Regions from separate parts of the Homo sapiens genome. Here region 2 is linked to region 1. A link is a loop called in an ENCODE intact Hi-C map of the cell type or tissue named here. Cell type or tissue: HCT116. All regions are shown on one strand. Each heading gives the region's core, and the rest is flanking DNA. Links, peaks and the distances in the headings are about the cores only. Region 1 overlaps CRACD (capping protein inhibiting regulator of actin dynamics). Region 2 overlaps CRACD (capping protein inhibiting regulator of actin dynamics).

Region 1 (10,305 bases), core at 754-8,753:
CTTTCTTCTCTTTTCTTTTTTTTTCTTTCCCACCTTCAAGCCATGAGCTTTTTCATCCAGCCACCTCTTTCATGGAGATCCCAACATTTCCCAGTGGGCATGGTGGCCACATTTTCTGAACCAAAAGTTGGGATATATGTTATGACAAAAATTTTTCATTAACCTATAAATTCATTTACATAAAAAGTCTCTTAAAAGTGCAAAAAAAATTATAGAAAACAGTTACATGAAATGTAGGAACCACTGAGGGAAATCAAGACCCTAAAGGTTGGTGCAACTCTCCAGCCCCTTTGGGACATATTCACTTTGAAGATTTATACTTCCGCAGCCTTCCTCACCAGCCCTTAGCTTGAGACCCCAAACCAGAACATTGCATTCTGCCACACTGGGTCGCTGCCAAGGCAAAGAAGGCCCCAGGGCCAGCAAGTCTTTCCATGATCAATACTAAAACCCTATAAAGGATAGGAACAATCTGGACGTCCTCTTTGCCTTGCTGTGGCCACCTAACCGTGACAAAGGAGACAGAGGAACCAAATGGGGAAAAGCCAGGGAGGGACTGACTACTGGTGAGTGGTGGCTAGAAGGACAGGGAAAAGGGAGGGGAAAATGGGGTAGAAATTCGGAAGATTAAATAGTATTTGCAAGTAGAGGAAGGCCAGATTAGAAAAGCAAAAATGTCTCCAGAAGTTGCCCAAAGTCCCCTGGGGGGTAAAATTGCCCCCAGCTGAGAACCACTGCTCTAGACCTAGGTCCTTGGGTTACATAGTCATTATATTCCTCAAAGAATATATTTTCTGAAATGTTCATCTTTCTCTGTTTGTTTGTTTGTTTGTTTGTTTGTTTGAGACACGGTCTCGCTCTGTTGCCCAGGCTGGAGTGCAGTGGCCCAATTTTGGCTCATTGCAACCTTGAATTCCCAGGTTCAGATGATTCTCCCATGCTCAGGTGATCCTCCCACCTCAGCCTTCCAAGTAGCTGGGATTACAGGCATGCACCACCACAGCCAGCTAACTTTTGTATTTTTTGTAGAGATGGGGTTTCAACAAGTTGCCCAGGCTGGTCTCAAACTCCTGGTCTCAAGCAATCCGCCCACCTCGGCCTCCCAAAGTGCTGGGATTACAGGCATGAGCCACCACACCTGGCCTGATATTTATCTCTAATCTGGCTAATATTTAACCCCACAGAGCTGCAAAAAGCCATAGCAATCACCTACTCCAAACCCCTCACTTTGCAAAAAATGTCTGAGGCCCAGTGGAGAGAGGTGACTGGCCCAAGCTTACGGAAAGAATGAGTGGCTCAAAAGGAATCTGAACTCAGGTCTTTTAAAAATAACATTCAGTGTTGTTTTCATTGTACTCCACTGGTGCTCATAAATTTGACTTTGTACTTCTTTCTTCCAGGGGCAGAAATAAAGAGGCAGAGTATTTCTAATACTTCAATGATGTTCCCTGGCGCAAGAATCCCTTGAGGGAAATGTCTTCTCTCCCTTTGAACTCAGCGGTACCAAAACCACCCACCTTTGCCCAGCTCCCCCTCAGCCTTGCACAGTGGGCAGTGAGACTGCAGAGATATAATAGAGATAAGCCCAAGGGTCCCCTCCACATGCCCCCTGGGGACCCCAGCATGCCAAGTCAGGAGCACAGCCAGGCAAGGGCTTGTATGCCTGGCTCTCCCAGCCTCACAGGACAGGAGCACACATGAAAAGCCAAGTTCAGCAAGGGAAGTACAGCGTCAGCAGCCTGGAAGGGTTGTGGGGAGGAGAAGGCTGAAAAGGGTGTCTTCTAAAAACAAGTCCAACAGGAAGTGGCAGGTAGTATCTATCTACTCTAAGCAAATCAATAAGCAGGCATGGTTAGAACAGCCAATGGATGGAGTTAGACAAGAGGACATGGAATAACAAGGTAACAGGCCCATTTCACCCTGCAGCCTTGGGAGAGGGGGTGGGGACCTGTGCAGAAGAATGGTTCCTGTGTCCGCCCAGCCCAGCCTTCTCTAGGAGTGTTGGCCAAGAACTGGAAACTGTTCTAAATCCCCTTAGATTGAGACATGTCCTGGTGGGAGGGTCTGCTTTTTACCAATGCTGAGATGAGGACATTTCTTGTGCTTACAGTGGAAAGGATAATTCCTTTTTTTCTGAGACAGGGTCTCTTTCTGTCGCACAGGCTAGAGTGCAGTGGCATGATCATAGCTCACTGCAGCCTGGATGTCCTGGGCTCAAGTGATCCTCCTGCCTTAGCCTCCCAAGTAGCTAGGACCACATGCATCGACCACCACACCTGGCTAATTTTCAGATTTTCTTGTAGTGACGGGGTCTCACCATGATGCCCAGGCTCGTCTCAAACTCCTGGGCTCCACTGATCCTCCTGCATTAGGCTCCCAAGGTGCTGGGATTACAGGTATGAACCACTGCACCCCGCTGGAAAGGATAATTCTTTAATGAATTTCCAAGGAGGACCTGGCCTAACACTCTAATACCATTTAATTAGGATTTTTGCCATCATCACACACACAAAAATTGAATATACTTAAACTTTACTTCATTTTAAATTTTTTAAATTAAATTTTATTTTTTTAGAGTTGGGGTCTCCTTCTGTTGCCCAGGCTAAAGTGCAGTAGTGCCATCATAGCTCACTGCAGCCTCAAACTCCTGGGCTCAAGGAATTCTCCCACCTCAGCCTCCTAAATAGGTGGGACTACAGATGCACACCACCATGCCCAACTAATTTTTAAAATTTTTGTAGAGGTGGGTGGGGTCTTGCTATGTTGCTCAGGCTGGTCGGGAACTCCTAGACTCAAGCAGTCCTCCTGCCTCCGCCTCCCGAAGTGCTGGCATTACAGGCATGAGCCATCACACCTGGCCTGTTTTACTTCATTAGAGCCCTTGTTATAATACTCATGTTGGTCCATCCTGATGCTTAAGAGACAAAAAAAGAATAAGGCAAAATGTAATCACAGTCTGAATTGAAATAATGTCCAAAGATGGAATGACTATTATATCTACAAACAGAAAAGAGAACATGGAAAGAAAAAAAAAAAAAAAAAAGGAATAAGAACAGGAAAAAGAAGGTGCCTGGTGCAAAGCAGAGAAATGAAAAGAGTAATGTTAGGAAGTGAAGTTGAGAATTAAAGAGGCAATTCGAGAGGAAGGGACAGGGAACAGAGAAAATGCATAGGCAAGAAGAGGGAGCAGGGCCCAGGAAGAGCAGACCAGCTGCAGTTACAACAGCTGGGGGATGTTGGCAGGGGAGGGCAGAGGGAGAAGAGGCAGAGGGAGGGAGGGAAGCAGAATGTATCTATCACGTATGTCACAGATATGTTCATCCTGGCAAAATCAGCATCATGCTGTTGCCTTTTAGAATGAAAGTGTGCATCTTAGTAAAGAAATTGACTTGAAATCCCCCCAGAGAAAACAAACTCAGGCTGGTGGCTGGGGAACTTAGGAAGAGAAACTGCGATGAAAGAGGAGAATGGTGGCTGTGACGAAGAGGAGGGCTACAGTTTCTATGTCCAGACGAAGCACTGTCCTCGAAGACATGCCCTACAGCCATCTGGGATGAGACAGTGGACCCAGGCCAGGGCAGGACTCAGGGTCCGACGCATGGTGCTCAGTCCTCAGGTACCCAAGGCCAAGGCCAAGGCCTCGCCCCTACAGGCTCTCCCTGTGGTACCTCCTCCGAATGCTTCCTTCAGCCAACTCAGAGGAGACTGGTTGTTAGGACATTTTGTGTGATTTATTGTATCAACAATTAAGTTTACTGCTCACACCTGTTTGACAATCTCAGGTGTCATGTGAATTGACTATGTGGATAAATGTGTCTTTTTTGTTACTTTAATTCTGCCCACTACTCAGGCATTGTCATGAGAGGAACTATGAAATAAACAATCACTGAAAACCAGACTGTTAAGATAAGCCAGACTTTAAGTTTTCAGAGAGATAAACTACTACTCCTCCCATCTTTAAAAAAAATATATATCCCTAGGTTCCTTCTTTCTTTTTTTTTTTTTTTCCTACAAAGGAGTCTCGCTCTGTCACCGAGTCTGGAGTGCCAATGGCACGATCTCGGCTCACTGCAGCCTCCGCCTCTGGGGTTCAAGCGATTCTCCTGCCTCAGCCTCCCGAGTAGCTGGGATTACAGGCACATGCCTGCACGTCCTGCTAATTTTTGTATTTTTAGTAGAGATGGGGTTTCACCATGCTGGCCAGGCTGGTCTTGAACTCCTGGCCTCAAGTGATCCACCCACCTCGACCTCCCAGAGTGCTCGAATTATAGGCATGAGCCACCACACCCAGCCTCCAGACTCCTTCTTTATACACATGGGAAGTATAAACAGAAGGGAGAGTGGAAATCTGTGCCTCAACTGACACTCCATGTTGCTGGTGGCCATGAATGGAGTTACTGTTGAGACTGGAATGTGAGCTACAAGGAACTATATTTTATTCATTCAAATTGGACCATTTTGTTGTAATGTGGAATGCTGGAGAATGACATTACAGGAATGCATATCCATATTTATAAGGCTTATTCCTACAATGTGGAAATGCCGAGCACACCATATTCTGCAGCTCTCTGCCAGTGTCTAGATTTTCCTATCCTTCAGACTATGTCTAAAGAGCAAAGCAGAAAAAAATAAATAAGTAAAGTTGCTGTCTTTTTGAGCAAACTACAGGTATCTCCATAGTTAAAATGAATAATAATAAAAAAAAAGAAAAAGCATACAGAATTAAAGACATCCTGCTCTAGGAAGAAGTGGCTAAGAGCGGGTGTTTATTCTTTGTGTCCTTGACAGCTGCAGTAAGGTGTCAAAATCCCCGAATGTATGACTTTGGTATTTGTAAGTGAAATCCAGCTCGGTGGGAGATACAAGCCACTCAGGATGGCGGTGTTCCCTCCTACACCAGATAATCCGTGGTACAAACAGACTAAGCATTTCCTGACAAAGGTGTGGTATAATCCTAACAATTACCTGCAGCCTCAGACTGTGGTACCCCTGAGTTTTATCACCAGTTGGTACATACCTCACAGCCCGGTCTGATCTTACACAAACAGGCACCCTCCCTGATCCATGCTGGTGGGCAGCTGTAGGGAATGTCAAGGTCATTGTAGCTGAAATGCAACGAAGTGCGAAGCTTCTGAAGCCGCTCCATGCTACAGCAGTTCAATAGTGATTGTATAGAGATCGCAGATCTTAAGAGCAGGAGGGGCCCTGAGATCACCCCTTGTGTGCATGCCCCTTAGTTTTCAGGAGGAGAAAGTGCCAGAGAGGTTGAACGACTTCACCCAAAGCCATACAGCCAGGTGGGGCTGGCTTTATATTCCACTGCATTCTGTCACTCATTCAAATGGTATTCACACTACTGGCCACAGAGCGACTCTGTTATGTACAGAGTCCTCACAAAGGACACCACTGTTGGTTTTGTCCCTATAACTGCCCCATATATTAAAATTTGTTTTCACTCTGCACGTGCACTATTTTTATCTTTAGAAAAAAAATGGTGATTTTTCTTTTAAATAGTGATTTTTTTCTTTTAAATCTGCCACAGAAATTGTGGCAGATGGTAGATTCACATTACTCAGGAAAGGGGAGGCTGGTTTTTGCTGTATTGAGTTCTTCTGTACTCCGTGGAGAGATACCAACCTGCAAACTAAGACAGTTCTCGGTGAGCCCACCATGTGCAGGCACTAGAGGGCAGCCTTTCCAAAGGCAGGCATTACAGACAGACACCCTTCCGTGGGTCTCTAGGAACTCGAAGGGCTGGGAAGTTTCTTAAGCCACAGAGAAAAAAGGCACTCCAGTAGACATCTCATCTCAGAAGAATGTCTTAATAATGGTGGCTAATCAGCTTGCCAGGACATACACTGTCAAATAGGTGTTTTCCATTACTTCTCTCTTTTTAAAAATAAACATACACACATACACAAAGACAATTCCAGACATAAAAACATACATGCCTCAGACACAACTAAATTCTCTCATTCCATGCTGGCATCTACAAGGGGGCGGTCTCTTAGGCTGCTTACTAAGCATCAATACCAGCATCACGTTGTCATGGAAAAATGCAAAGCATTCATGCAAGTTAATAAAGTTACTATCACTTCTACGACTTACCAGGAACATACTGCTTAGTCGACTGAAAAATAAAGCACAGTCTTTTTGGGGATGATTCAGTTATATCTCAAGTCACGCCAAAAAAAAAATCACATTTTCTATGATAATGGTCCCCATTTCCCTCCTCAAAGAATGAACAAAGCCTTTTATGTTTTCAAAAGTATAACTACAGAGCTGAAAGGAAGCTTGTGAATCCATGCAGCGGAAGCAAAACTAGGCAGACTTCATCTGAATAGATATTGTCAAAATGAGCGCACACAAATTAAACAGTTATTCTGCTTTACTCACATTTTTCTTCCTGTGTTTATGCAATTGTCACTTCGGGGAAGTTAGTCATTTTACATTTTATTAATTATGACATCAGGTTATTTAAAATCACGCCTTACTGTTAACAGAAATATTTTTATTGGGTTTCTATCTTTCCAATACTGCAGAATTATATAGTATACTTTTTTACAACACTAAATCCACTTCTTGGCGTGGCAGTGGCATGTGGTATGATGTGACAGAGCAGGTATCATTGAAGACAAGAGATTTTTATCTGATTTTTTAAAAACTCCTAAAAAGCTCTCATAAAATACAGCTGTTTTGTGAACTGAAATCTGTAAGTCATTCCTCTTAGAAAGGGGATCCAATGAACCAGAAGTTCACAACTTCTTAGGAATAATATTGCAAGAATCAAAAGACTTGAAGAAGGAAAGGTAAGGAGGAGGGGGGTCAAGGTTTTCTTTGGCCATCACCATACTTCCCTCTTCTTCAACCTATAAGAAGTCACAGCTTGCTTTTTCTATAAAAAGTGTTAGAGCACGGCCAGCTAGAACCAAGAATGGAAGCCAGTTAGGAAATGCTAAGATTTGAAGGACATGTCTGGGGGTTGGCCCTGAGGGCAGGACTATGGCTTTGGGCAGCGGTGGCAGCAGGCATCAAGACCTAGGCAAGTTGGGTGTCGTTCCAAGGTCTCTTGGCTACTTCCCTGTCTGCCACATGCTACATTTAGCTGGGTGTTATGTGGAATATGTGACCAGACACAATTTCCACAAAATATCACAAAATACACAGCCTACGCTCCATAGAAACAAGAACACCTCACAAATAATTTTCTTTTTTTTTTGAGAGGAAATCTCTCTCTGTCGCCAGGCTGGAGTGCAGTGGTGCAATCCTGGCTCACTGCAACCTCCACCTCCCGGGTTCAAGTGATTCTCCTGCCTCAGCCTCCTGAGTAGCTGGGACTACAGGCGCCTGCCACCACGCCCAGCTAATTTTTTGTATTTTTAGTAGAGACGGGGTTTCACTGTGTTAGCCAGGATGGTCTCGATCTCCTGCTGATCTCTACTGAGTACAGTGCTTCAGCATATCAGTAGCTACTGAGGGCAGTTGTTCTCTTTTCCTTTTTTTTTTTTTGCTCGTTTATTGATTCATTCATTTAATCCATTGTTGTAGACTTACAGACAGGTGGAAGCCAGCAGACCAGAGCCCTCTGTTCATAACCTGGAGACCCTCCAAGCAGCTAGCTGGAGAGCCTCAGAGAAGTGCTTGCTTGGGCATTTCTCTTGGGTAAGCGAATTTTTTTTTTTTTTTTGGACAAGCTCTCACTCTATCACCCAGGAAGGCATGCAGTGGTGCAATCTCAGTTCACTGCAACCTCTGCTTCCTGGGCTCAAGCCATCCTCCCACCTCAGCCTCCTGAGAAGCTGGGACTACAGGCATGCACAACCATGCCCGGCTAACTTTTGTATTTTTGGTAGAGATGGGGTTTCACCATGTTGCCCAGGTTAGTCTCAAACTCCTGAGTTCAAGCAGTCCACCCACCTCGGCCTCCCAAAGTGCTGGAATTATAGGAGTGAGCCACTGTGCCTGGCCAGATGAGAGAATTCTATCTGCCAAGCAGCTAGGCAGACCTCATAGTCAGGCTCTAAGTGCCTCTGCTCTTCTTGCTTTTCCTGTATTATCTGTCATTTCAATCATATGTAGTGAATAATTATTTATTATATTTTCATTGTTAGGGAGGTACCACCCGAGTAGATTTTAGGTAGGAAAACTGCCCCACTCTGCAGAGTGAACTGGAAGTGGCTTAAGAGCTTTGTGATTTTCTTCTGAGACAAGGTGGCTTAGGGTGGCGAGATTTACAAATACAACAGAAAAATAGAGTCGTATCATTCACTGTCCAATTACAGAGACTCGGAAAGTGGATATGTGTTGTGCACACGCTCAGTCAACAGTCAGCCCTGATTCAGGGATTATGGGCAATGCTTAACGGTTAGGAACTCTTCCTCTCATCCAAGTCCTATAGCTTTTTGTTGTTGTTGTTGTTGTTGGGGAGAGAGCCTTGCTCTGTCACCCAGGCTGGAGTGCAGTGGCATGATCTCGGCTCACTGCAACCTCTGCCTCCCGGATTCAAGTGATTCTCCTGCCTCAGCCTCCCTTGTAGCTGGGATTACAGGTGTGTGCCACCACATCCAGCTAATTTTTGCATTTTTAGTAGAGACAGTGTTTCGCCATGTTGCCCAGGCTGCTTTTGAATTCCTGGCCTCAAGTGATCCACCCGCCTCGGCCTCCCAAAGTGCTGGGATTACAGGCCTGAGCCACCGCGCCTGGCCCCAAGTCCTGCAGCTTCTCTTGGGTACTTGTTTTCATGTCCAGTAAAATATGAGGGAACAATTTGAAAGAAAAGGAGAGGGTGTGTCATGCAGATGGCTGCAGTGGTGATAGTGTAGCTCTTGCAGGTAGGCAGGAGGTTTCCAGAGAATACAGTTGAATTCAAGAAAGCAATAATTCTCACCAGGAGTGACCTCTGGACCTCCCAATCCATTACTCAAGGCCAAGCTCGGGACTTTTCCCACTTCCCTTCATAACTGGGCCCCTCCTATGGCTCGTAATTCCACTCTCAAGCTGTCTTACCTGAAGAGTTTTGACTTTGCCCAGGATGTTGTCCTGTGACATTGCTTGAACTGTCTGCTCACTTTCTGCTCCCCCATCAGGGATAAAAATACTGTCATGGGAAAATGCCCGGGTTCCCATAGAATAGTTGAAGGACCTGGAAGGTAAATCATGTGCTTCATTTTATTAGGATAAAATTTCTTTTGGCAATTCAGTTTTCCATTATTCCTGATTGGAGGGACTCCACCCACATTCCCAGTCTCATTCGGCAAGCACTTTCAGCATTGTGTCCCTGTCTGCTGGGGGTCAGCCAAGGAGCTGGGTAGACAAAAGGGTCCCCATCTCTTACATAGCCCTGGTTCAGAGCCATTCACCGTGAGAACACAAAGACAGTTACTTATTTGTATAGGATCCAAGACAGAAGGCACTGCAGAACTTTTAATTGGAAGAGCCTTTCTCCAGCTGAGCTGTCACTATCAGTTTTGTCCCAGTAAGTCTTGCCAACCAGAATTTATTAAGTAACATGCAAATCTAGAAGTAAGAGGCAAGGATTTCTTTCTTTCAGATGACAACCAAACTGGAAGAAAGATGTACACATCCCAAACAAAGACTTTGGAAGAGGACTAGAGAATTGTTGATAGAGACAATAAATGCTTTAGCAATTTCGGGAAAATGGGAGACATTTGTGTTAGGGCCATTCTGACAGGCTTTGCATATATGGAACACCTTATAGGTGGCTGGTATCCAACAAAAACTTTTTAAATTTTTATTTTTATTTATTTATATTTTTTAGAGACAAGGTTTTATTCTGTTGCCCAGGCTGGAGTGCAGTGGTGTGATCATGGCCCAATGTAGCCTCAAACTCCTGGGCTCAAGTGATCCTGCAGAGTAGCTAGGAATACAGACATCTGCTCCCACATCCAGCTAATTTATATTATTTTTTGTAGGGCTGGGGTCTTGCTATGTTACCCAGGCTGGTTTTGAACTCCTGGCTTCCTCACAAAGCACTGGCATTACAGGCATGAGCCACTAAGCCCAGCTAAAACACTTTTTAGTTGAAAGTCTGGACTTGGAGGAAGTCTGGACTTCTACCAGACAATGAGGTATAAGCCGTGTGAAATGCACAAAGACAGCCAGGCACGGTGGCTCATGCCAAGCCCAGCACTTTGGGAGGCAGAGGCAGGCAGATCACCTGAGGTCTGGAGTTCGAGACCAGCCTGGGCAATATGGTGAAACCCCGTCTCTACTAAAAATACCAAAAAAACAAAAACAAAAACAAAAAAATTAGCCGGGCATGATGGCTGGCGCCTATAATCCCAG
Region 2 (10,305 bases), core at 954-8,953, 170 kb after region 1:
TCTTATTCATGAAGTCTTTCACAATTCCTGAGGCCCTGATTAATCATTTTCTAGTCTTTGCCCCAAAGTATTTTTGTACCCCTTCCATGGTATTTATTCTACTTGTCATTCGAGTAAATATGTGTATGTATATATGTATCTTTTGACACTAAATTATTAAGTCCTTACGGGAAAGAACTAAATCATATCCTTGTTTCAACCAATTCAGCTTAATTTTTATGTACATTTAATCTGAATTGTCCTTGTAATTTCATGTTTAAGGTTTGTTTTCATGCAGATTGTAGGTTCGACAAGAAAGACATTCACTTCTTGTTAACTAGTGTATCTCTTCCACTAGCATGGGGCTTGACACAGAATAAATGCTCAGTAAATATTGTTGAACTGAGTAATACTTTCTCTTACACATTTAAATCCATGTTTATTAAATATTTGTTGGGTGACAATTGATAGCTTGATTGATTGATGGGAGACAGTGATATGCAGAAGACAACTCTAAAACCAAAGTGCCATCTTATTTATTGCAAAATAACCACAATCAAAACAACAACAGCAAATTCATGCTTCCTTTGAAGATAATGTTAAAAAGATAAAAATTATTGCCTTACCCACACTACACATTGCCCGTTGGAGTTTTCACATCTATATATTACTACTCTATTTAGTGCGTTCAGGACAAAGAATAAAATAAAACACAATTTGCATCATCACTGACTGCTCTTGTTTTAAAATAATAAATTTCTAATTTTATAAACAGGTTTTTCACATTGCAGACGTAAGAAAATCTGGGTGACAGGATCCAACCAATCTAAAAGAGTTCTGAAATAGTGACTCAGCGAGGGTGCAAACTACAAGGGCAATCAGACCTCTAACAGCTTCTGCTGTGTTGTCTGCTATTGCAAAAAAATAGGTCAGATATTGGAGTGCTCTGCTGTCCAGCACAACAGAAATTGGTGCCTCTTGGCCTCACAGAGGTCCTTTGAATTACCTCCAATAGCTAAGTAGCACTATATGATATATTTTTATTTTAGATGCTCAAATTTAGGCCTATTAGCTAATTGATGAGAACGGGAGGGGAGAAAAAGAAATCTCAGGAGAGCATCTAATAAAAATAAATATGTGTCTAGCAAGTTACCACGACTACTAATCATCCTGTCTTATGCTGCGTCCTTTGGAAATGATGTGTCTGCCCTCTAGAAGCTTACAGTATGGTCAATTTATACAGAAACCATTACCAAGCAAGATGAAGTGAAATATGAGGAAGTGTGGAGTTTGTGATATAGCCAATCAGAACAGAGAAGACAGATAACACTCTGGGAGGTCAAGGCAGGCAGATCACTTGAGCCCAAGAATTTGAGACCAGCCTGGGCAATATGGTGAAACCCTACAAAAAATACAAAAAAATTAACCAAATGTGGTGGTGCACCCCTGTAGCCCCAGCTACTGGCAAGGCTGAGAGTTGGGAGAACTGCTAGAGTCTGGAAGGTTGAGGCTGCAGTGAGCCGTGATCACACCACTGCACTCCAGACTGGGCAATAGAGTGAGACCCTGTCTTAAAAGAAAACAAAATTATTGGCTAGGCACGGTGGCTCATGTCTGTAATCCCAGCACTTTGAGAGGCCAAGGTGGGCGGGTCGCTTGACCCCAGAAGTTCGAGACCAGCTTGGGCAACATGGTGAAACCCCATCTCTACTAAAAATACCAAAAAAAATTAGCCAGGCACATGCCTGTGGTATCAGCTACTCGAGAGGCTGAGGTGGGAGGACTGCTTGAGCCTGGAAGGTAAAGGTTACAGGAGCTGTGGTTGCACCACTGCACTCTAGCCAAGGCAGAGCAAGGCCCTGTCTAAAAATAATAATAAAATATAATTGAATGTATAGCCATATTCTTCACTATTATCATGTAGAACTCCCTCAAAGTTGTTGAATGTTACAGAAGTTTTCTACGTATTTACATGGAAAAAGATCCAAAAATATAGTTACATCAGAAAAGCAAAGTATCAATATTTATAATATAACCCAAATTTTGTAAAATAAATGATGTATTTGTTATATATACTATTTTAACATATATAAATGCATTATGACATGTTCATTTAAAATCTAGAGAACTACAAACTGTATTAATAGTATTAACTTAGGGGGAAGGCTTTATAAGAATCTTTTCACTGCCCATATTATGTTTCTGCATTTATGATGAGACTGTATTACTTCTACAACATGAAAAAAATTAAATACTCTAAAAGAAAGCATTACTCAATAAAATAAGAGACCACAAAGGAAGGTTTGGAACAGTGTCTCCCCAGATCCATTATGTTCAGAATCCCCTGGGATTGCTGTTCACAAGAGCAGGCCCTATAGAAAGCTCCATACTACACAAGTACAAACCTGAGCTCATCAAACTGCATTTAAAGCTTTATTGTTCCACCTTCATGGGCAAAAGAAGATACCATTTGTGCCTGCCTATATACGATTTCAGCAACATCTTTAGATGACCTGACCAAAAAGCAATCTCTGGCTCTCACTGGAAAAAGGAAGGAAAGAAGGAAAAGATAATCTCTTAATCGTCTGTAATGTGGCATTCTGTGGCACATTAGGTCAACCCATTCAAACTCTACAACTTTGTAAAATGGATACTATAGCACTTAATCGAGATGAGGAAACAGAGTCTTAGAAACATTAAGTGACTTGGACCAATCTACCAGACTCCAGAGCCTAGGTTATACCACGTTGTAGCTCAACCGGGACTTAAGAACCTAAGAATTTAAATTAATAGCAGTATATTGATTTAAATTCATACTAGTGTACAGACAAAAGGCTATAATAATGCATTTAACATATGTTCTGCTTTATGATTCACAAAGCATTTTTCATCCAGGTTATGTTTTATTTTCTGCTTATAACAAGCAAGCTTATGAGCAGTCAGACAAGCATCACTGCCTCCATTTTACATATAAGGAAATGAACCACAAGAAGTGGCAAATGACTAATCTCTAACCCTTTTCTGAAAGCAGAGGAAAAAGGAGAGAGGGAGAGGGAGATGGAGAGGTGGAGAGGGGAAGTGGGAAGAGGAGAAGACAGGGAGAGAGAAGGAGACAGTGCCCAGGAAAAGGCAGCTTCATGGGGTGGAATAGAAGGAAAATGTAAATAAGGTTGGCAGAAAGCCAATTTTGTCCCATGAAAAGAAACAGGAAAAAAAACAACTATGACATTACTAAGCATTGTGTACTAACCAACTAGTAGATGAGCAAATCAAATAAAGTGGATAAGCTGGAATGCAAAGCCTTTTTTTAAAATTTCAACTTAGCTGGAAGTCCTTAATTCTGATAAATAAGAGAAATTATAGATGATAAACGGATAAATAAAATAGAAAGATAAGGAGTGATAGGGAAGGAAGGTTACACTGAGTTTTGATCTTAAAAGATTTAGGGTAATTTTAAGAGGGTTTTAAGCCAATATTGGAATAAGAATTGTTTGATAACAACTGAGGATTAATCAGAAGATAAATATATTAAAATATTTATATTCTTCTAAATCTTGCTCCAAGTTATTTTCCTATATACATTACATTAATTGTTATCGTTAGTAATTGGAGATTTAGGATTTTTAGATTTGTTGAGATTATGGTTACAGTTTTTAGGGGTTTTTTTTGAGACAGGGTTTTGCTCTGTCACCCAGGCTGAAGTACAGTTTACGGCTTGCTATAGCCTCAACCTCCTGGGCTCAAGCAATCCTCCCACCTCAGCCTCCCAAGTAGCTGGGACTACAGGTGGGTGCCACCATATCCAGCTAATTTTTGTATTTTTTGTAGAGACGGGGTCTCGCCATGTTGCCCAAGCTGGTCGCAAACTAAGCTCAAGTGGTCTGTCCGCTTCAGCCTCCCAAAGTGCCATGACTACACATATGAGCCATTGTGCCTGGCCTGGTTACTGCTTTATAGAAAAACATAGCTATATAGCATAAGTAAGTTATGTTCTGCTGAAATCCATTATCTTCAAGACTATTCTCACTTGAATCAAACTCACAGTCATCCCTCATGGTACAGCTCAGACAGAAGTTCCCTTCAGGACACATTCCATGGTCACATTTTTTCTTTGTGCTTCTGTAGCACTGTACGCATAATCCTATCACATCCCTGGGTTTTGTATCTGCCTCCCACTCTCTACTGTAAGCTTTTTCTGGGCCAGGATTCTGTCTTATCCATCTTTGTATCCCTAGTGCCGGGCACAGTGCCTGACGCATGGTCAGTTCCATAAAAGCGTGCTAAACTGCTGCATCATCGAGTGCCCTCCAGTGTGGACAGGTGACCATCACCTAGGCACCAGCATCCACCTGGTGGCAGCAGCCCCACGGTGCAGCACATCAAGGAGGAAGTTAACAGTTTCCAGGGAGTTGGTCTTAAAAGCCTGAATCTGTAAAGTCATTGCAAATCTGTGTACTGAAAATCTAAATCCAGACAACAAAGAAGCCAGTTCACACGAGGCCCTAAGGCTTTTTGCCTTTGTGTTCTCAGAATCAATCACTGATGAAAATTACAAGAAAAAATTTTGGCCGGTGTGGGGCTCATACCCGTAATCCCAGTACTTTGGGAGGCTGAGACAAGAGGATCACTTGAGCCCAGAAATTCAGGACCAGCCTGGGCAACCTAGGGAGCCCCCATCTCTACAAATAATTTAAAAATTAGCCAGGCATGCGCCTGTAGTCCCAGTTACTCAGGAGGCTGAGGGGGGAGGATTGCTTGAGCCCAGGAGGTTGAGGCTGCAGCAGGCCATGATTATGCTACCACACTCCAGCCCGGGTGACAGAGTGAGTCCTTGTCTCAAAGACATTTTTAAAATTAAATAATATAAAAATTAAATTAAAAAACAAAAGGTTTTATAAATAGGTAAAACATTTTCACAGTACGATTAGTTTTTTTAAAAATAGGTCCCAAAAATAACTGTTTATATATCTTCTTGGCTATTAAAGAATAAATACTTGCTGAAGAAATTTTACCCAGAAATATTTTTTCTTACTGACCCAAACAATATTAGTGAATATAGCTAAGTTTATTATTGATTTTAAACTATCTTTAGGGATTTTCCAGTTATCACAGAATATGGTCTTTGATTTTTTATTTTAATGTAGAAAAGAACATTTTATGCGGGAGGTTCAGAAAATTCCTTTTGTTGGTTTCTGAGGTGGGGGGTCTCCCTATCTTACCCAGGTTGGCGTCAAATTCCTGGGCTCAAAGCATCCTCTCTCCTCAGCCTCCTACGTACAGAAACTTCTTAAGCAGTATTTTCATTTACATCTTATTTGAACATCATTTATCCATCAATTTCATAAAAATAAAAATTGAGGCACCTTCCTAATTGTGTTTCCACTTTGAACAATCAAAATAATAGAAAAGGATCCAGTCACCCTTGTCAAGAAGCATTTACAACAATGGAATGAAAGCTCTGCCCAGCCACAAATTAACTATAACACAAGGCACCAGGCCAAAAAAATTTCAGAATTCGCAGTGACTAAGGATTACTGTTCATACAAAGAGAGAGAGAGGAACTCCATTTCATCCTCATAAGCTCTCAATCGTGTTCTCAGAAGTCTTTAAGTCATGCTTTGCAGACACTTTATGCTCTATGGAAAGCACTAAATTAAAGTCATGTATTATTTTATAGACTCTCTCCATCTAGGCAGTTTGGGTTAAAATCATTCCCAGGTTCAGTTACATTTAATAGAACTACATTTTCCCAGCTTTTTAAAACTTTCAGCCCCCTCCCTAGACCACACCCCCACACACATTCATTCAAGCACACATCAGGAAATATTGATATGATGGGGACATGGTGACGACTCCCATTTTATTTCGCTCAAATTCTAGTGCCTTCCTGTACTTCAATCAATGTCTTCCACTAAAAGAAAACTCTAGAGAGAAAACAGTCATATTTTCCCCTTCCACCCATTGTGATACTAAGGACAATGCAATAGGAGTGTCCCTTTGTGCAAGCAAAGCCTACAGACAGCTTCCATATGTGCTGCCTTGGAGCTGGCTCTGGCTTTCTGGAGCAAGGCCGAGATTTAATGAGGCTTTCCATATTGAAGGTCACAATGGTGTGCTGAATAACAGGGTCTCTGCAGGAAACCACACATCAATCCTAAAGAACTGCATATGGCTCAGTGACAACTGAGAATGACCTCTGACAGCATTTCACAACACCAGCCATGCACACCCAGACATCTATCTCATGAGACCCTAGGGAAATAGGTGCTATACAACAGAGGATGCTCTTGTTCACAGGTAGAAAATTCTATAATCTATTACCTTCCGAAAACATTATCTTTGGCCTCTGCCTCCAAAAGTATCAGCCACCTTTGAAGTTAAATATTAAGGCAGAAGAAGAGAGAAGAAGGAATTCTAGGAAACATAATTTCAGTAACAAAAAAATTTATCCTTTTTAAACTGGAAAACTCAGTTACCCTGCTTCTATGAACTCTTGTTCTTAAAAAAAGAAAAAATGCACTCCTCTCTTTCCTCTACAGGCTATTCTTTCTAATAAAGTTATTTTTCTCCCTAAATTCCAGAGCTTATGCAGAGATATAAATGAGGGTGTCTTAGTCCGTTTGTGCTGCTTTAACAGAATATCTGAGATAGAGTAATATATAAGAAACAAAAATTTATTTTCTCACAGATCTAGAGGCTGGGAAGTCCAAGATCAAGGCACTAGCATCTGACAAGGGCCCTCCTGCTGTGTCCTCCAGAGGGGAGAAACACCATGTCCTCATATGGCAGGAGGCAGAAGGGCAAGAGAGAGCTTATTCCCTCCATCAAGCCCTTTCATAAGAGCACCTAACCTACTCATGAGGGCTCCGCCTCCCAAGTTCCATAAACATCTCCCAAAAAGGCCCCATCTCCCAACACTGTCACATTGGGGATTAAGTTTTAACCTATAAATTTTGGAAGGGATACAAACATTCAAAGCATAGCAGGAGAGCAAACCAATTCTTTTTCATGAGAATAGAAAACAAACAAACAGTAACAAAAAACAAACCCAACCAGCCCTAGATGCTAGTCTTGTTTCTGCTAGTCACCCCAACTCTCATGGATCCCAAGCTTCCTTATATATAAAATAATAGGGTTAGAACACAAGTGGGATCATAATATTTTGATTTCATAGAGATAACTGGGCTTTAGAAGTCGAAGAACCCAATAAAATTGTATGTAAAAATTTTTGGTGTACAAGCATTTTTCTAGGTCTACAATCTACTTTCATCAGATTTTCAAAATGGGCTAAGACTCAAAATTAGTAAAGAACTACTGGTTAAAACAATTTCAAAGTACAAAGATATAAACTGGAGAGTCTACAGTTCTAAGATTCTTTAGCTAACAACAGTGCAGGTGAAATTCTAAGTCAATTAGAAGAGGAAAAAGCCTACAAATTGTTATCCTTAGAGAATGGAGAAACTAAAAATACAGTTCATTCAACCTTCAACAAGCCTAAATGATCTGTAAGAGATTAAGGGGTTGTCTAAGCAAAGTTGAAGGGCCTGATACGTGCATTCCACTCTCAGCTGGAGACTTAGGACCACATATAAACAGCCATAGAAGTAAGCGAAGAGTACACCTAGTGCCCAGATCTTGGTTTCTAAATACTGTTCCCCACTAAAAGGTGGAAATCCTTAAAGATATGGCTGAGTTTTGGTGTGGGGCAGGAAAGATACGAGGTAGCCTGGCATACGTTATTAGGCTAAAAAGTAAGGAAGTGCTCAAAGACAAAATGAAATCATGTTAAAAGTGGACAGGAATTGGCTTGAAGGGTTTCCCACTGGCCAAATTTGGGACAATACAAGCATCAAAAAGAATAAAGAGGCTGGGTGCAGTAGCTCATGCCACTCAGCATTTTGGGAGGCCGAGGTGAGCAGATCACCTGAGTTCAGGAGTTCGAGACCAGCCTGGCCAAGATGGTAAAACCCTGTCTCTACTAAAAATACAAAAATCAGCCAGGTGTGGTGGCACGCACCTGTAATCCCAGCTACTCGGGAGGCTGAGGCAGGAGAATCACTTGAACCTGGGAGGCGGAGGTTGCAGTGAGCCAAGATCGTGCCATTGCACTCCAGCCTGGGCAACAAGAGCGAAACTCCATCTCAAAAAAAAAAAAAAAAAAAAAAAAGAAGAAGAATGACAGTAATAGATTATAAACATTAAAAATTTTAAATCCAGTCAGGCGCAGTGGCTCACACCTGTAATCCCAACACTTTGGGAGGCCAAGGCAGGAGGATCACTTGAGGCTAAGAATGCAAGACAAACCTGGACAACACAGTAAGATCCCATCTCCACAAAAAAATAAAATAAGCCAGGCATAGTGGCACATGCCTGTAGTCTTAGCTACTCAGAAGGCTGAGGTGGGAGGACTGCTAGAGCCCAGGAGGTTGAGGATGCAGTGAGCCATGCACCATTTGCACCATCTGCACCATTGCAGCCTGGGTGACAGGGCAAGACCCTGTCTCTAAAAAAAAAATTGTTTTTAATAAAAAAATTTAAAATCCATGAGTATAAAATGATGAAAGAAAAAGAGGCAGGGTAATCAGAGGGCAAATAAAAGCAAGGGGAGAAAAATACCAAAGACTTTTCTTTACAGGAGAATACTAGCTAATAAATGTAGAAGAAACAATACAATTTAAAAAAATCAACATTTTGCAATCCTCAGGTCATAACTCATTTAGGCAAGAATCATCAGTGGATGCAAAAGTCACTGGGTGAAAGTGATTTTTACATGGGGACAAAGATAGTCACATGGTCCCAAAGTATCACACAACATCTTCTTTACTATGAAAGTATCCATTCCCCAAACCTAGCTTTTTAGAATGAACATAACGTTGGATATTTCTAATTAAATGATATTCTGGTTAAAGGAGATTAATTTTTTGAACACCTGTAAACTTATGTTTTCAAAAAATTAAAGCATATCATTAAATATACACTCAGCATCACAGAAAAAGGTCCTCACATAGTGCACTGGGATTCTCAAGCTGGTTTTTGTCTCTCTCTGCTTCCCAGTGGCCAGCGGCTCCACTTAGGGATATTAGAGCCCACAATTGTTCTACTATCCCCTCCTAGACTTTACAGGAATGAAAAGCAACTCTTCCTCTACCAAAAGTAGGGAAAGACAACATAAGAAATTCTACAGGACAAATAACCATGTTTCTTCAACAAATGTTAAGAAAAAAAAGAGAGGCAATGTTTATGGATTAAAAGAGAATTAAGAAATATCTCAACCAAATGCAATGTAAGAAACTTATTTGGACCGTGATTTAAACAAAGCAACTATAAAAAGACATCTATAAAATAGAAAAATTGGACTATAAAAGGACATTTGTGAAATAGGAAAATCTGAACACTGACTAGATATTAGATATTAAGGAATTATTATTATTTTTAGGTGTGATACCAGGACTGTGATTATATTTTAAAAGAGTCCTGTTCTGATAAGACACATAATGGAGAATTTACAGATAAAATGATATAATGTCTAGAATTTGCTTTAAAATACTCCAGCAGGGGTGGGATATACACGAAACAAGATTGGTCACATGCTGATAACTGTCAAATCTGGGTGATGGATTCACAAGGGTTTATTATACTATCTCTCTCTACCTTTGTGTATGTACAGACATTTCCATCATTAAAAAATTATTTTGGCCGGGCACAGTGGCTCACGCCTGTAATCCCAGCACTTTGGGAGGCTGAGGCAGGTGGATTACCTGAGGTCAGGAGTTCAAGACTAGCCTGGCCAACATGGTGAAACCCCATTTCTACTAAAAATTCAAAAATTAGCTGGGTGTGGTGGCAGGCACCTGTAATCCCAGCTACTTGGGAGGCTGAGGCGGGACAATGGCTTGAACCTGGGAGGCAGAGGTTGCAGTGAGCCAAGATCACGCCATTGCACTCCAGCCTGGGCAACTGAGCAAGACTCCGTATAAAAAAAAATGATTTTAAAATAAGGAAGCCCTATTAGTTACAGATATGGACAAGGTGTGGTTAGTCAGGAAACATGGTTGTTCAGATTCTGGACTTATAAATAAGTGTTTTATTTCAGAAACCATTTACTGAATACAGTCTAGGTTCCAGCATCTCTAGAACTTAGGAATATCCAAGGGTCCCTTTAAGCACCATGGACAGTGTAGGGGGGGTACTACTGTGGTCTCTGAAGATGGATGCCCAGACTGGAATCCCAGGCCTTTCACCTACTAGCTGAGTAATTTGGGGCAAATTGTTTGACCTCTCTATGCTTCTGTTTCCTCATCTATAAAACGAGATTAATAAGACTGC

Evidence for each region. A loop is a pair of places that touch in the nucleus more often than their neighbours do. Peaks named below come from ENCODE experiments on the same cell type or tissue, not always from the same donor. Only the 100,000 strongest peaks of a DNase experiment are listed, where the experiment ranks them.
Region 2: it touches region 1 in a loop (8-fold over the local background); 14 of 110 quality-filtered maps call a loop at or near these places.

What each region holds. Positions count from the first base shown.
Region 1 is chr4:56,297,051-56,307,355 of GRCh38, reverse strand. It overlaps CRACD (capping protein inhibiting regulator of actin dynamics), which reads right to left. Exons shown (of 11, transcript NM_001393381.1): 4 at 9,007-9,142. The coding sequence starts at 9,126. Among named protein-coding and RNA genes, the nearest start is that of AASDH, 85 kb to the left of the region's middle. In HCT116, for the core only: a CTCF peak has its summit at 5,675 (motif pointing right); DNase peaks (open chromatin) are centred at 5,705 and 5,955.
Region 2 is chr4:56,123,606-56,133,910 of GRCh38, reverse strand. The region is part of intron 1 of CRACD (capping protein inhibiting regulator of actin dynamics); the gene reads right to left. Among named protein-coding and RNA genes, the nearest start is that of CRACD, 80 kb to the right of the region's middle. In HCT116, for the core only: a CTCF peak has its summit at 4,325; a DNase peak (open chromatin) is centred at 4,310; H3K27ac peaks cover 496 bases.